2 separate regions of the Homo sapiens genome follow, and region 2 is linked to region 1. The links are chromatin loops, found by intact Hi-C in ENCODE. Cell type or tissue: left lung. All regions are shown on one strand. Each heading gives the region's core, and the rest is flanking DNA. Links, peaks and the distances in the headings are about the cores only.

What was found. A loop is a pair of places that touch in the nucleus more often than their neighbours do. Peaks named below come from ENCODE experiments on the same cell type or tissue, not always from the same donor. Only the 100,000 strongest peaks of a DNase experiment are listed, where the experiment ranks them.
Region 2: it touches region 1 in a loop (4-fold over the local background); 16 of 110 quality-filtered maps call a loop at or near these places.

Annotation. Positions count from the first base shown.
Region 1 is chr1:47,690,142-47,698,925 of GRCh38, reverse strand. LINC01738 (long intergenic non-protein coding RNA 1738) reads right to left here. Exons shown (of 3, transcript XR_001738040.3): 2 at 4,692-4,731. It overlaps LOC124904174 (a long non-coding RNA gene), which reads left to right and starts at 4,498. Exons shown (of 2, transcript XR_007066067.1): 1 at 4,498-4,838; 2 at 7,830-8,405. In left lung, for the core only: no CTCF peak of the experiment used is centred there; no DNase peak of the experiment used is centred there.
Region 2 is chr1:47,524,407-47,533,190 of GRCh38, reverse strand. No RefSeq gene overlaps it. Among named protein-coding and RNA genes, the nearest start is that of FOXD2, 91 kb to the right of the region's middle. In left lung, for the core only: CTCF peaks have their summits at 3,514 and 5,375 (motif pointing left); no DNase peak of the experiment used is centred there; H3K4me3 peaks cover 116 bases; H3K27me3 peaks cover 1,507 bases.

The DNA.
Region 1 (8,784 bases), core at 198-8,197:
AAACACCAAATAATAACAAAACAATAGGTATAATTTTAATATTTATTCTTTCACATGTAAACACATTCATCTAACAAAAGACTGAATCAGTATCTCCTTTGACCCTCATCAGAAGCTGAGGGGATAGTTGGCAGTGGGTGGAGGGGGGCGAGGGGGATTATTATCCTCATTTTACAGATGAGGAAGCTCAAGTCCAGAGAGGTTAAAGTGACTTTTGTGAATGTCACACCTCTGCTACAGTGCTCTAATAAGCCCACTGCACCAAACTTCCAAATTGGTAAGATCATGGCATCCTTTTTCAGTGAAGAGTGTGTCCCGGATGCAAATAGCCATTAAGTGGTTCATATGGTTCTGTGGTTGAGATGGGCCCTAAGAAGCTGTGATCTTTCCTCCCATCTCATGGTAACCTAGGGGTTAGAGGTAAGGCTACAGTCTGCAACTGAGGTCTGGACTCAGCCCAGGCAAGAACCAGAGACCCGGTCTCCTGGCCCCAGCCCAGTGTTATTTCCACTCTGACACTGACCTAGGGCAAGGCCCTCCCAGTTTTTTCAGCCTCCCTATCTGTAGTGAGAGGGTGTGGGAGAGAAAGCCTCTAGGGCCCCTTCCAGGGTCCAGGCTGTAGCTGTGATCAGTTCTGAGCTCAGGATGTGAAGGTGAAGAATGAGAGCAGGAAGTTCCAGGCTCCAGGGGGTGGGGCAGGCCCCACCAGGGGAGGCAGAGGGCACAGAAGCCACCCCTGACCGACTTCACAAGATAAGGCCCACCCTCACCTCCCCACTTCCTCCTCTCCAGCCCCAGGGTCTCCTTTGCTTCCACATCTTGTTGACTTTTGAATTTACAAGGTGTGCCAGTTGCCAAGGCCCCTGGTTGATTACACCCCCGGACCTGCCTTAGGAAAGCATCCTCCTCTCCAAGCCCCCACCAGCAACTGGGAGGTGAGGCTGGGAACGCAAGATGGGATCTCTCAGGTGCTGGAAAGAAATTAAAGAGGAAACTTATCAAAAAGAGGATGGAAGAGAGAAAGCAAAGGTAAGTTCCATTCTGGAAAGGAAATGGGGAGGAGCCACGTGCAATTTTATAGCCATGTTCTGAAACTCATGACTCTTGACCAGGTCCGACTCTGACCGTGGGGGAAAGCTCAGGTGGGGTGAGGAGCTTTATGGTGTTTGCTTGGTTTATTGGCTTTGTGGAAGAGGATATGAGGGCCCAGGCAGTTCTCTGGAGATAGGACCCCTCAAGGAAAGGCCAAGATTTATGGTTTCCGGAAGCCCTCAAGGTTACTGGCCTAGGCCTAGGCTTTCCTTGGTTCTGGGGATTTAAGGGAGGGAGGGCCTGGAGGTAAAGGAAATTCCAAATCATGGTGAGAATCATTCCCCAAAAGACTTTATCTTCCATGGTCTCCCATGATTCCCAGTAACTACATGATGTTGACAGTCCGCCATCATTTTAACGAAATGGGGGCCTGAGGCTGGGAGAGCAGGCAGGCCGGCCCCTGGTCAGCTAGAATCAGTGTCAGGGGAGCAACTCAAACCCATCTTTCCTGGTTCCCACTCCAGGGCGCTTTCTCACTGGGCTATTTATACTGGAGTGGCCTTTGACACCCAATCAGAAAATACCTGAGTCACACTGGCTAAAAGAAAAGAAGTATTGCTAAGGGCTCTGGCCTAGAGTCACCTCTGTGTCACCACATGCAGGCCTGGGACAATAGCCATCCATCACTGCTCAGCAAGGTAGTGTAGGTGTCCCCTTGCACAAGCATGTGACTACACAAAGGGTGCTTGACCTTCCAGGAAATGCTACTGTGGACACTGTCCCTGGCCAAGTGGCTCTGGAAACAAATGTTTCATTGACAAACCTACTTCACAGGCATAAGAGGCTGGTTCCTGACATGGCCTTCCAGTCTTCTGTGGACCCTGTTAGCAGGATAAATTTTATTTCTGAGCTTAATTAGGGGACATGCCATAAATATTCATGCAGCAAAATGAGCCCTGGCTCACAAGTGCAGCTGCTTCCCGCTTGGGGGAAATTAACATTGTTTTCCAACCATGAGTAATGAGGCGCCACTGCTGGAGAGAGGAGCCTTTTCAACAGCCTCTTTAGGACAGAAAGGGAGAGCCACACTCAGAGGCACCCGCACCCTGGGAGCCAGCCTGGCCCCCGCAGACCCCTCTGCATCTCCAAATGAGGGGCACAGCTGGGCTCCTCTGGGGCTCAGTCCTGAAGGGAGCCCCCACCAAGGCGCTCAGCAGAGCAGACAATGCATCAAGAACAGGGATCAGCAAACTATAACACAAGGGCCAAATCCACCTGCCACCTGCTTTTGTAAATAAAGTTTTATTGGAACCCATTTGTTTAGATATGGCTACAACAGCAGAGTTGAGTAATGTGACAAGAGACCTTATGGCCTGCCAAGCCAAAGGAAAATATTTACAACCTGGTCCTTTGCAGAAAAAGTATGCCCTAGAACTGTTTCATCCTGGACATTTGCAATTATTAATATAAGTCCCATAATCTCAAATTCTCTGTAACCTTAGGAATATGGAATGGTTTTAAAGTCTCATGGTTTTAGAATCTTCGTGCATAGACTCTGGAACCAGACTTCAATCTCAGCTCTATCACTTCCTTAGCTGTGTGACCATGGGCAAGTTACTTAACCTTCTCTCTGCCTCAGTTTATTTATCTATAAACTGGGGGTAAGAATAGTACCTAGCTCATAGTGTTGTGAAGACTCAATGAATATTTATAAAGCCCATATAAAAGTATTCAGCATAGGATAAGCTTTAAATAAGTACCTGTTAAATAAATGGATTCAATTTCCTATAATTCCAGATCCTCAAAGAATAGGATCTTAACCTTCCCCTACAAATTTCAGCCTGTAAGATCTTAGAATCTAAGCTGTGACAGGGAGAGCCCCCAAGTTTCTGACACTGTACTAAATACCTTATGTGCATTATCTCATTTAATCTCCAAAACAACTCTTGGAAGTAGGAATTACAGGCAATTTACATATAAGGAAACAAACTTTGCAAAGGTAGGAGACTAATCCAAGGTCACAGGGGTAAATTGCAAAGCTTGAACAGGAGGAGCCCAGGGTACCTGACTCCAAGCCTATCTCTCAGATAATCCTACCCCTCACCCACTGCCACAGTCTCTCCTCAGTACCTGTCACAGGGTCCTCCAGCCTCTGCTGGGCACCTGCCGTGTCAGGGAGCTCACTGCCACTGGAGACAGCCAGCTCTGTGGCTGGAGAGCTCACACTGGGATCTGCTCTTACTTTCGCTCCTTCTAACCCCCTTGGTCCTAGTTTGTCTCTTTGCAGCTCTGAAAAGCCCAGGCAAGAGACCACAGACACTTCTGGGGACATCTCCCAACTTGCTGGGAGCCAGCAGCAGCCTAGGCCTCAAGCATTTGCAACAAACTAGACCCATGAAAAGACAGAGCTCCATAGCTTTGGACAAACCATGCCTCCAGCAAGCCCTCCCTGGTACCAACAAGAAGCAGGGACCCTTCTTTCTCCTTAAGACTCCCAACATTCCTGCCTGAACCATCACTCGATGAGACAAGAGCCATGTCCTCATCTAAGTCTTGTCATAATACTCCTAGGACTCTCTAAGCCTTGTAATCTTTCTTCTTGCTGTCAAAGTGTTTTGAGATCTAGTCTCTCCTATGGTTCTGCAGCATAATGAAGCTCATCAAGTGCTGGTAGCATTGCGTTTATCCTCAGCATTCTTGACCTAGTAGGTCAAGAAAGTATTACCATTCCCATTTATAAGATGATGTCCCCGAGACCCAGAGGGGAGGAGGAACAGAAAGAAAAAAGAAATTATACTATAACAGAACCTTCTGGTACCAGGCCCTGTGCTAAGCCCTTTGTCTCATTTCATCCTGACACACGTAGATGCTACCCCACTTTCCGGGAAAGTGAACTGTGGCTCCTAAAGGAAATCCGACCTGTTCTAGGTTCCATAGACAGCAGGAGGAGGAAGACATTGATCATGCATCTACTGTGTGCTAAGTATGTTCATACACATATATGCCTTATTCTGCCATCACACACACACAAAACCCTAAGGTGGGTTTTTTTTAATGCCTGCTTGCCAGATGTGTAAACTAAGGCTCAGAGGCTGGGGTGGCTGTCCCAGGGGAGTGGGGCTGGGCCCCAGGCCTCATTGGTGTGGATGAAGCACTCTTGCCCGACCCCAGCAGCCATGGCAAGACTCAGCCCATATCCTTTCAGGGAGTGGCAAAGGAAACACTGGGCCCTTTTACAGGGTTTCCATGTGCATGACCGGGAGCCCCTAAGGATGGCCGATCTGCCACGGATGGGAGGAACGGTTTATTTTTTCTGTGGGCCGCTCTGGAGCCTTTCAAAGGTGTGAAGTTCCATGGCCTGCAAAAGCTGATTCTACTGGCTATCCAAAGCAGACCTGCCTGGGCCCCAGCCCCTGCAGCCCCCACAGTCCCCACAGCCCCCCACAGCCCCCGCAGACCCCGGCCTCTTCATATGCCGCCCATGGGAACTCCCTCTGGCCCACCTGGCCTCTCACACGCTGAAAGGCTGCAGAGTGACAGGCCGGCAACTGGACTCTGATGTTTATTCACCAAACACAGAGACGGCCCTCCAGGCCTCTGCTACCTCAGGGAAGAGGGGTCACCAGCCCACCCCCAGGCCAGGATCCCAGCACACTCACCTCTGGAGACTGGCCATGAGGAGGAGCATCCAAGCTGCTCCTGCAGCGAGAGAGACTCTGGTTAGACACAAGGAAGAACTAGCTGCCACTGAGGGACATTCAGCTCAGAGAGAGAAGCGGAATCTCCTGAAGTGCCATGGCATCTTGGTAAGGACCCTAGACTCTTTGTAACCCCTGGGATGAGGAGGGGTGAGGCTGCATGAATCCCAAGCCCCACTCTACCAGTTCTGACAATGTCGTAATTCTGAGGTTCCACGGCATGAGACAGGGGGTCAGACTGGACCACAGGATCATTTCTGAATGCTTCTACCTCCAGACCTGCCAAGTGATTGACCGGACAAGGCTGAGCTTGTGTTGGGGAACCGCTTGGTTGCTTCCCTGTACATAGTCAAGAAAGTTGCACGGTCACTTTGTAAAAACGGAACTGCTGGTATTGTTGTTTTTCTGTTGTTCCTTTCCCCGCTACCATTTTTATAACTGAACTGATTGCTTTGATTGGACTGGCCCGTTGCTCATCTAAACTGACCCGTTGCTGGACTCAACTGACAGGCTGTTTGTCGGCCACGGTCAGCTGTGGATGTGGAGCTGGTTGGTGTGTAGCTTTCCAGATTAGATATTTTGATGAAATGGACTGGTCCGAGCCCTGCAATCACCCCAGCCCCACTCCCCAACCTCACCACCAGCCTCGGCTTTTCCAGAGAATTGCAGTTCCATGAGTTTCAGGCATAAATCCCGGCCAAATCCACCATGAAAGGACACACAATATTGTCACAGGTTTAAAACTGGGATTCAAATCAAGAGGGCAGAAAGTCCCAATGGAGGACCCGTTGTGCCCTGCAGCCTTGCCAGGCAGTCCACGTGGGCTGGACCGAGGCTGCGGTTCTGTCCCTCATCCGTGTCGGGGGATTGCTGAGCCCCTAGCACAGCCCCCTCACTTGCCTCTTTAACTCACTTCCTTTCATTGCTGACAGGTCCACCAACTTTCAATGGGGCTGTGGCAAGAGGGTACTCACCCACCCACCCCCAAGCCCATTCACCCTGCCCACCCCTCCTTGGCCTTTCAGGCTCACAGTGAAAGGGACTTGTCCAGAAATCGGGGATTTACCATTGTGCCCTTTGTAAAGACTCTCCATTTTCCTCAGCCCCACCCCTCCCATCTCCAGAATCAGTAGGGGTGGCCCCTGCAGAGCTGCAGATGGATGCAACAGAGCACAACACACCCAACACCCTTGTTTAGAATCAGGGCTGAAGCCTCAGAAACTCAAACTTTGTTTCAGAGCCGGAAGACAACCTCTAGATTTCTCCGGCCTCCACCCGCTCCCCATTTTACAGATGGGGAAACTGAGAGTCATAGAATGAGGCCTCTTGACACCTAGTGTGCTATTCCATTAGCTCGTTTTCACTCCCCATTTCTTTTCTTACTTCTTTCAGAATTGAGGAGGTAATGACATTTGTCATTTGTGTTAACAATATGCCACACCACTGAAAACTGTGTACAATGGCTGCAGCCAACAGTCTAGGAAGTTTGGGGTCATGGTTTTGTTGTTTCACATCTGAAATCAAAACCCAGAGCCATGAAAATAGCAGATCTTGGTTGAACTGCCTCTAAAATAAATAGAAATACTCACCTAACTAATTTGAAATTCAACTCACGAAAAGGAATAAAGCCAAATTGTAATTTTTCTGTTTCTAATATTTTTGCTCCCACATTTAGATTATTTAATCCAACTACCTATCTGTGGGTGGGCCTGCTGGGGACCAGAAAGGAGCTCTAACTTGCCCAAAGGCACACAGCATGGCAGGCGGGTTTGGCCTGACTATCCTCTACCTCTCCGGCACGCATTTCGGTGTTGGAAAAATCTCGGCTACATCGAAATGGTATTCCTAGAACCAGTTGGGCACTGCAATTTGGTTAGCTGTGTGGCTTTGCAGTTTCTAAACTAAATGGTTTATTAAGAATAGATGTGTCAGGCCAGGCACAGTGGCTCATGCCTGTAATCTCAGCACTTTGGGAGGCCAAGGCAAGTGGATCACCTCAGGTTGGGAGTTTGAGACCAGCCTGACCAACATAGAGAAACCCTGTCTCTACTGAAAATACAAAATTAGCAGGGCATGGTGGTACATGCCTGTAATCCCAGCTACTCAGGAGGCTGAGGCAGGAGAATCACTTGAACCCAGGAGGCGGAGGTTGCAGTGAGCTGAGATCGCGCCACTGCACTCCAGCCTGGGCAACAAGAGCAAAACTCTGTCAAAAAAAAAAAAAAAAAAGAATAGATCTGTGAGATACTATCTTATGCCAGTTAGAATGGCGATCATTAAAAAGTCAGGAAACAACAGATGTTGGAGAGGATGTGGAGAAATAGGAATGCTTTTACACTGTTAGTGGGAGTGTAAATTAGTTCAACCACTGTGGAAGACAGTGTGGCGATTCCTCAAGGACCTAGAACCAGAAATACCATTTGACCCAGCAATACCATTTGATCCAGCAATCCCATTAGATCCAGCAATCCCATTACTGGGTATACACCCAAAGAATTAAAAATCATTCTACTATAAAGACACATGTACATGTATGTTTATTGCAGCACTATTCACAATAGCTAAGACTGGGAACCAACCCAAATGCCCATCAATGATAGACTGGATGACGAAAATGTGGCACATATACACCATGGAATACTATGCAGCCATAAAAAAGGATGAGTTCATGTCCTTTGCAGGGACATGGATGAAGCTGGGAACCATCATTCTCAGCAAACTAACACAGGAACAGAAAACCAAAGACCACATGTTCTCACTCATAAGTGGGAGTCGAACAATGAGAACACGTGGACATAGGGAGGGGACCATCACACACAAGGGCCTGTTGGGTGGAGGGGGTGGCTAGGGGAGGGAGAGCATTAGGATAAATACCTAATATAGATGACGGGTTGATGGGTGCAGCAAACCACCATGGCGCGTGTATTCCTATGTAACAAACCTGCACATTTTACACATGTATCCCAGAACTTAAAGTATAATAATAATAATAAAAGAATAGATGTGAAAGCAGCAAAAGCGGTTGATTTCAATGCTTCATCTATGGGAAGATTGCCACAATCTCTGAGCATTTCTAACCCAGGCTGCTCCCTCCCCTAGGAGGTGCTTTACGTGATCCTGGGGCTGGGAGATTCTGCATGGGAACTGAGCTGGAGAAAAGATCATTCAAGGAAGATAGCCTCGTCTTTTGGCGGTCACTGCACAGACTCTGTCTTTATAGTGCTTAAATAAAAAGCAGGAGGTTTCATATTTAAATTGTTTATCTTCGGCTAGTTCTTCTACAGAGCTTTGGGATGAATTCATTCCGAAGGCAATATTTTCTAAATTACCAGGCTGACTCTGAAGCCGACTTTGTTTTGCTTTTGGTTTATTCCTAAATGTAATAGAATCCCAAGTGTTAATCTCCAGTTGATACCTAACCATCCTCTTCCACTATGCTGTCCCGGTGGGGATTTATGACTGGGTGATGAGCCACCACGTCTCTCTGAACCCCGATGAGGACATGGATAACATCATCAACTCATCACTGAACCATCGTCATCAACCCAGCTTTAATCCCCAAGACTGATAACCATCGGAGGCTGTTAATTCCCAGCAAATTATCTAATCCACATGTTGTCCGATCTGTGTAAACCCAGCCCATGAGGATCATAAAATAAATAAGCATGAAATGGCTTACAGTTTCGAATCTCCTTTCACCTAGATAGGCCAGGCTGCATGATTGCAGCCACTGTCGTGGCTCCCACCTCCTTCCAAGAGGGAATGGGCAGCATGGGTTCCTATGTGGGCCTGCTTGATGCTGTTTCTAGGAGGCCACACACACACCCCTGCCTGTCCCTCCTGCTCTCCCTCCCATATCCCAAATGAAGCCAAGGCTTCGTTTCCCTGATATGTTAATCACTGAAATAGCCTTGTCCTGCAAGACACAGGCATGGTGAATTAAGATGCTGGATGATTTGCAAAACGAAAAGCAAGCTCTCCCTTGAAAAACAGGGGGCTGGTAGGAATTTGTAATGATGAGAGGCAGGCAGAGAGGGGAGACAGAAAAGGAGGT
Region 2 (8,784 bases), core at 191-8,190, 170 kb after region 1:
GAAGGATGGGGAGGACAATGGGGGAAGAAGAGGGAGGATGGAGGAAGGGGGTGTGAGGGAAGGAGGAGAGAGGAAGAGGAGACAGCGGAGGTGACCAGTGCCAGCTGTGGGTCACAGCCTCATGTGGCCTGAAAGCCAGGCCTATTCTCTCCCCGAGGCCAATAGGCCCCTGGGAATCTCAGAGCTGGAGGACGCCTAGATTCCTGGAAGACCAGAAACGGAATCGCCAAAAATAAGGCTCAGAGAGGGAAGGACACTTACTGAAGTCACACAGATGAATCCTGAACAAGTTTGGAGGGAAATCAGGCCTCCTGTTTCTTAAACTAGATAGCTTCCATTCTATCAGACTACCTCTTCTTTTTCCCCTAATAATGTCTAAATGACAAAGTCCCGGACTTGTGTGGATGAGAGACGTGTTCATTTTTTACATCTGCCCTTCTGATGCCCTGAAATCCTCTGTGCTCCACCCTCCCCACACCCCCACCAACACATACACACTCTAACTGATCCTACATGTTTGCCGGAGAACACCTCATTTATTCAGTAATAAGAACTGAACAGCTACTGTGGCCAGGTGCTGAAGAAACAAAAATGAAACATTCATGCTGTCTGCCCTGGAAGAGCTCACAGTCTGGCAGGTGAAAATAACACCTAAACCAATAAGAGAGAGTGTACGGCCTTAGTGGAGTACCTGTCGCATAAAGAGAATCAGGCAGATCTTCCCATAAGGTCAGGGAAGCCCCAGGACATGTGATGTTGGTACAGTCTTGTGAGGTGAATAGGAGTTAGGAGAATAGGAGGAGAAAGCCCTGAGAAACCTGCCTATGAAAACTTTGGAGCACTGAGTATCCACAACTCATTCAAGGAATGACTAATATTTTTAGGAGGAAGGAATAGGACCAATGTTAGCTAAAGTGTAGAGATGGAGAGCACCAGAGGTTTTGTTAAAGTAAATTATTTAAATCAGTGAAAGGCAGGGTACTCATTCGTTTCTTGATAATTGTTTTCCTTTTAACCTTGCTCCCAATAGAATTTCTGCAAGCTATTCATACTATTTTAGAGTAGAAAGGTTCAGACCTCTGTTTTCATCATACAGGTGACATTACCCCCATTTTACAGATGAGGCTCTGAGAAGTAATTTGTATCACACAGAAAAAAAAAATGGGACTTTCATTTATTGTGAACTTAGTATGTGCCAGGTACTCTACTAAGGATTTTATATACATTTATTATCTCATTTGATCTTCAAAAAAAAAAACAAAAAACAAAATCCTGTGAGAACGTTTCCTAAAACTAACTTCTTTCACTCTTTATGTCTTCGGACAGGCTGTTCCTCCTGCCTTACAAGTCTTCCTTTTCCTTTACCTGGTGCACTATTTAGGCTTCTGGCTAAATAATGGGCTTCAGACAAAAGAGCCAACAATACAGTAGTTCAGATAGGGTAGAAGTTTATGCACTTCTCATGTAATGGCTTGAAGATAGGCATGTGGCCCAAGGTGAATGGGACAGATGTGCTCACCAAGCTCATCTGGGGGCTCAGGTTCGTTCTATTTTGTTGTCCCACCATCTCCTTATGGCCAAAACTTGTTCACTCACATCATGGCCACATTCCAGCCATGGGAAGTGGTGGCAAGCGATTTCACTTCCACTTGCTTTTAGTTAGTATAGAAACTCAGTCCCATGGCTTCACCTAGCTGCAAAGAAGGATGATAATTATCATCTCTAACTAAGTGGCCATGTGTCCTGCTAAATCTGAGAGGAATATTTCTGTTATTTAAAGGAAGAAGAGAAGAACAAAATGGGGAATGAACAACATACGCCACCACCCCTACTTGTCATTTATGGTCCAGTTTGAATGTTTCCTCCTCTGTGAAGCCTTCTTGGATACTTCCCCAATTAATTATCCCATCATCTGTGTTGTTTTTGTTTTTGTTTTTTGAGACCAGTCTCGCTCTGTTTCCCAGCCTGGAGTGCAATGGCGCAATCTCAGCTCACTGCAACCTCTGCCTCCCGGATTCTAGTGATTCTCTTGCCTCAGCCTCCCAAGTAGCTGGGATTACAGGTGCCCACCACCACACCCAGCTAATTTTTGTATTTTCAGTAGAGACAGGGTTTCACCATGTTGGTCAGGCTGGTCTCGAACTCCTGACCTCAGGTGATCCACATGACTTGGCCTCCCAAAGTGCTAAGATTATAGGTGTGAGCCACTGCACCCAACCCGTCTGTGCTTTTATCCAGTCCCTTGTACTTTGCTGCTTTATACTTCTCAGTTTGCAGGCCTGTCTCCCCAGCTGGCCCTTTAAGCTGTTGTTTCCTCATCTGTAATAATACACCCTATAAATAATGATCACTTGCTACATCCTAGGCACTCTGCTAGGCAAGTCTGGTTTTGTTGTTGTTGTTGTTGTTGTTGTTGTTGTTCTTTGTAGAGATGGGATTTCACCATGTTGCCCAGGGTGGTCTCGAACTCCCAAGCTCAAGTGATCTGCCTGCCTTGGCCTCTCAAAGTGCTGGGATTACAGGCATGAGCCACTGCGCCCAGCGAGCTAAGCAAGTCTTATGCATTAACTTATTTAATCTTCCCAGAACCCTGGGGATTTCCGTCTTTGTAAAATGAGAATAGTAATGATATTGACTTCATAGGATTGCTGTAAGGATTGAAACTGGTATTGAAATGGGTATTGAGTACATGCTTAATGCTTAATAAATAAGAGCTACTACTGTTGTCTAAGTATGGATTAATAAATCTACCAACGTAAGGGGTTAGTCCAGTTATAAACTATGCTCCCTGCCCAACACAGCTAACAGCTGACCTATAAACATTAACCTTACACCAGGGTATGTAGGCACCTAGAGGTGCACGGTCAAAGAGGGGCTCTTGGTAAGGTGGGAAGTATTCTATGAATACAAAATACAGTCAGCCCTCATTATATGTGGGTTCCTATTTGCAGATTCAACCAACAGTGGATCAAAAATATTCCAGAAAATAAAAAATAAATAAATACATAACAATATAACAATAAAAATAATACAAATGTGTAAAAACTATTTACATAGCATTTACATTGTATTGGGTATCTAAGTAATCTAGAGATGATTTTAAGTACACTGGAGGTTATATCTGTAGGTTGTAGGCAAACATGATGCCATTTTATATAAGGGACTTGAGCTTCTGTGGATTTTTGTATCAATCTCCCCTCAGATACTGAGGGATGACTATATCACAGTCCTAGAAAGCACTACTGTTATTTTCCTACCCTGAGATAAGAAAGCAAATTTACTCAATCTAGCCAGAACCATGGCTCAAAGCAGACTGAGCACTGTGTTACATTGCTTCCAGAAATGTTGCTTAATATAGTATAATTTGTATTTTAATGGAGGGGAGGGGACAGTAATTGATTAGATACAGTGCATAAATTGCTGGCCACAGAGATTAACTGGCCACAAAAGGAAGATTATAGTTTGGACACATAAGCTATTTTAGACACTATCACTACCTGGTGGCAGCAAGAAGTATTGCAGGCATAGAATCTCATTCAGTCAAATGAGGCAAAAATTCCCAAATACCAGTTTTGAATTGTTTTAATATGCTAGATATAATCAGGACCTTTTCAAAACATTTGGCTTTCTCTCTCTTATCAATAAGCTGCCCCAGGCCATTTCCGTTGTTCTTGGCCACTAGCATTTCCTGTATTTTTTCTTCTTTACACTTTAGAATTTCTGAAAACAGAATGTGTTTTACAATAGTGGGTCAGCCTCCAAGAGGAAGAGTAAGTTGTCAGGTAGTTCTCTCATGTTTATGCAATGTTACTTCAATTGTGTAATCTACAACGATAATAATATACAGATTGACTGTTAAATTTAGATCCCTAATTATTGCTCTAAGTGTACCACAAAAATATTAAATTTGGTGCAAAAATAAATTTGGTGTTTATGCAAGAGATGGACTGTTACCCACCAGTCAGTGCAGTAACTGGCAGTTAAACTTGCCTTGGCTCTCTGAATATATCAGAGAATTTTCTGAGATGGTTCTGTCAAATTGATCCTTCAGGTCCTATAACTTGAGCACTAAACACCTGCCTATCAGAGCGTCCAGCTAACTTTCAATAAAAGCTATTTAACTTCCAGAAATATGCAATGCAGATAATGGAACAGAAAGGGGAACTGTGTGTTTATTCAAAGCAGAAATGCACACAAAATACCAATATTATTCAATATATCTTGAGATCATACTGTTAATTTTAAAGAAATAAAGTTCACATCCATGAGATACAAAAACAGCACCATAGCTATGATATTCTGCATAATTGCTGATGACCTAAAGGAATTCAACAGAATAGAGATGTTCCATTATACCCTCAAACACTGATTGTGATCCTGAAAAAAAAGTGACCAGTTGTAGAAACAACTGCATGTTGTCAGTTATTTTTCTTAAGTGTGTATTTTTAATGTGCAATTCTCCCCGACTCCAAAGTGTAATTAAATCAATAGGGCATCTTACAAGTTGTAGTGCCTTAGTATCAAGAAACTCCAATTTCAGTTGACACTAAGCTGCTCTTCAGAGAAGAGGTGTTCAATATCTCATTAGCCCCTGGGTTCTGACACTCATTCTAGCATTAAGTTCTCCCAACCATGACATAATAATAATAACAATAATGATAATACTACCAATAATACTAATGAACACCTGTATAGTACTTTACTATTTCCAGAGTGCTTGCATGTATTTTCTCATGTCATCCTCACAACAGTTCCTGAAGACAGCTCCTTTTTATAGATGAGGAAATGGGGCTCAGAGAGATGACCTGGCCTAGTTAAGGTCACACAGTGTGACTGACACCCGCCATACCCCTCTCCTCCACACACCGTCATCTTTAGCCTGACTTCCTTTCGCTCTTTCTTCATCCCTTCTCTGTCTGTTTCCCTTATCTCTCCAGGCATCTCTATCTTCCTGTCTCTGTCTCTCTCTATCCCTGTCTTTAGGGCTCATTTTCCTATTTCCTTGCTCTTTTTTCTCTTTATCTCCCCCCTCTCTGTTTTATGATTCTGTATCTCTTTAATTTTCTATGTCTTATTGCTTTCCCTCTATTTTTGCCTTCTTATGCCCGTCTGTTCTCTCTTCTTCTTCTCCCCTCTTCCTCTCCTCCTCCTCCTCCTCGTCCTTCTCTCTCTCCATCCCTCCCTCCTTCCCCTTGTTTCTCAGAGCCTGAAGATGAATGTTTTGTCTCCTGACGGGCAACATCTTTCTCTTCTCTAAGGATAGACCTACGCAAGGAAGGAGGGAAAGGAGCATGGGGTAGCAATGAGGAGTCACCTTGGCCTTTGTCGCCCCCTAGAGTCTGCTCATTCTGCCCAATCTTCCTGCCCCAGGCTGATCCCCTTTAGCCCCAACCAGTGACTGTTGGGGAGAAGCCAGCCAGGGACCAGCCTCCACATATTCTACCTGTGTGTCCGGAAAAATAAAAAGTTAAATGGAGAGTTCTGGGCATCTTGACAAAGAAAATATAACTAACACCACACTCGGAGTCCCCAGAGCTGGATTAGGATCACCTTGTCTTTCTGAGCATCCATTCCTCACCCATGAAGTGGATTACCTTGCAAGGGCTGTTTTTAGGTATTGATTAAGGCCTTGACTGTGAAAACGCCTGCCACGTGACAATTGCTCAATAAATATTTGTTAATTTAGACACAGAGTCTAACAAAAGGAAGACTGTTGAAACAGTAGAGAAGGATGGAGTGTTTAGAGTAATGAGAGATGTTACATCAGCTTCATGTTCTACAGTTGCAGAAGTGACCGCAAATTCTTCCTATTCCATCAAGAGATGGAGGCTATTTTCTCACCTTTGAATCTGGGTTGGCCGTGTGATATGCTTTGGCCAATGGATCGTTAGCAAATGTAATGCAAGCAGAGGCTCTAAAAGTGCCTACACATCGAGTGTTCTCACTTATAAATGGGAGTTAAGCTAGGAGGACGCAAAGGTGTAAGAATGATACAATGGACTTTGGGGACTCGGGATGGGGGGAGTTGTGGGGAGGGATGAAGACTGCATATTGGGTACAGTGTACACACTTCAGGTGATGGGTGCACTAAAATCTCAGAAATGACCGCTAAAGAACTTATCCATGTAACCAAAAACCACTTGTACCCCAAAAACTATTGAAATTTTTAAAAAAAGTTAAGTGCTTATGCATTGAGGTTTACCTACTCTTGCTGCCTTTGGAAGACTGTGACTACCACTATGTGAAGAATCCCAGTGCTGGCCTGCTGGATGATGAGAGATGTGTGGCCCTTGTACCCTTGTCACCCCAGCCATCAGCCAGCCAACTGCCAGGTATGTGGATATGGCCATCACTGTCATCTAATCACACGCATAAGTGTCTTGGTTATTTATAGCTGCATAATAAATTACCCCCAAGGCAGCTTCAAACCATATTTCTTCCCTCAGTTTCTGAGGGTCAGAAATCTGGGAGAAGTTTAGCTGAATGATTCTGGCTCAAAACATCTCAAGGTTGCAGATAATTTGGTTATCTCAAGGCTAAACTGGGACTGGTGAATCTGCTTTCAAGCTCAGTTACCTGATGATTAGCAGGCTTGAATTCCCGTCTGGCTATTGGGCAAGGGCTTTAGTTCCTCACCATGTGGGCCTCTCCATAGAACTGCACACAATCTGGCAGCTAGCTTCCTCCAGAGTAATTGATCTGAGAGAACAAGAAAGCATGAATGAGAGTGACCCACACAGAAGGTGCAGTCTTTTATAACCTAATCTCAGAAGTGACATACCATCATTTCCACTATTTGCTAGTGATCAGAGTGCAACCATGCTACAGTGTGGGAGAGAACCACCCAAGGATGTGAATACCAGTAGACAGAAATCATAAAGGATCATCTTGGAGACTGGCTGCCACAATGCCTAATAAGCCCAACTGAGACTAGCAGAAGAACCAAATGGCTAAGCCCAGCCCTGGTTGCCAACCCACAGCTTTATAAATGGTGTTGTCATAAATTTCAGGGTAGCCAGTTAAGGAGAAATAGATAACTGATGCAAATACCATATGCCCCAGCATCACCTTCTTGTTTATCATTCAATTTAGACTTGTTTACCACTAGTCTAAAAGAATCCCCCACCAGTCACCAGCAGGGTGGATCACGTCTGTATAAGCTGAATAGCTCTGCAGAGTCTGCAGAGGGCTTGACTCTGGCTGCCACTCAGCCCAAGAAAGCTCAGAATGGGCCAGTCTCCTTCTGATTGTGGCTGCTACCCAGACAGAGAGCTCCCAACTCCACTCTACCCAGCCCTCTTCCTTCTCTGGAACCACCTCCTAGGTAAGATGAGTCTTTAGAAGAGAGGCACATGAGACCAAAGGACTTGGGGCTGGCAGGAGCAGGAGAAAACAGTCAACACCTGCCACACTCTGCCTTTACTATGGAGTACAGCCATGACTCAACACACATTGCAAAGCATAGTGCAAGCCTGCTTCAAGGAACTGAACATCAGGACCTGAAAGGTCCTCAGCAGGAAGCTTCCTTAACCCCTTATTAAACAGATGAGGACATTTCCCCAAAGTCACACCATGAACCTGCAGCAGCAACAAGGTTAAACCCAGCACTTCTGTTCTCAGCCCTGGGCTTGTTTCTTTGCCATATGCAAAGAGCACATTGCAACCCTGATAACATTTCTGTTCAGAACAGAATGTATTTTTAAATATTGCCCATCTGGGACTCAGAGAACAGCCCAGGGCAGCAAGGAAGAACCAGCAAGAACAGAAAGGGGAAAGGGGAACTTATTACCTAATTACTTCTCACTAGTGTGACACCCTCCTGCCCCTTCTCCCCACTCCTTGTAACCCAGGACTCCTGCCTGCTCATATAACCAGACCCCATTGAGGCATTTACCCCAACCTGCACTTCCCAAGAGACACATGTCAATAATAGAATATCTGAATCAGAAGCAAAAGTCCTGGAATCTTAGCATCTCAGAAGAGGAAGGGACCCTCTCCTGGACTGTACTCTCTTCATGACAAGTGGCATTTCAATCTCTGCTTACATACTCCCAGGGACCAAGAACTCACCACCTCCTGAGTTGGTTGGAAAGAGTTTTAGAAACAGATCTAACGCAGTTCAAGTCCTAGCTTTGTGACAGACAGCTGTGCAACCTTTGATAAGTCATTGACCTCTCTACGCCTCATAGTCCTCCTCCACAAAATAGCAATAATGCCACAACAGGTTTATTGTGATAATTAAATAAGTTTATCAATGCATGCAAAGTTCCCTGAAAGTAATCAGCACACCACAATTTTTATGATAGGCAGAAGCTAAGAACTGTAGACACAAGGATCCTTTCCATTAGCAGTACCTACTTTCCACCTGAGCACCCCACCCCAAACACACAGAGCTGCAAGACATTTAGGGTGCCCCTGAGGTTCCTCCTTAGACACAAAAAGTCAAGAAAAATTACCTATCATCTCAGGCATGCAGGAAAGGACCGGACAGTAGGGTACCAGAGGGTGAGAAGGAGGGGATTGCTCACGTGGATGTGTCAGGCTTAGAATATCCAAGGATAAGGGAAGGGAGAGAGAGAGAACGATTGCAGATATGCACTAGTGAGGGGTGATGGAAAGGTTTTAGCAGGAAGTCACATGGACAGAGCTAAGATCCCATAGGCCGGGCACTGGTTGAAGGGGGTTAAGAAATACCTCCCACAAGGCGTGGTGACTCACGCCTATAATGTCAGCATTTTGTGAGGCCAAGGCTGGAGGATTAATTGAGCCCAGGAATTCAACACC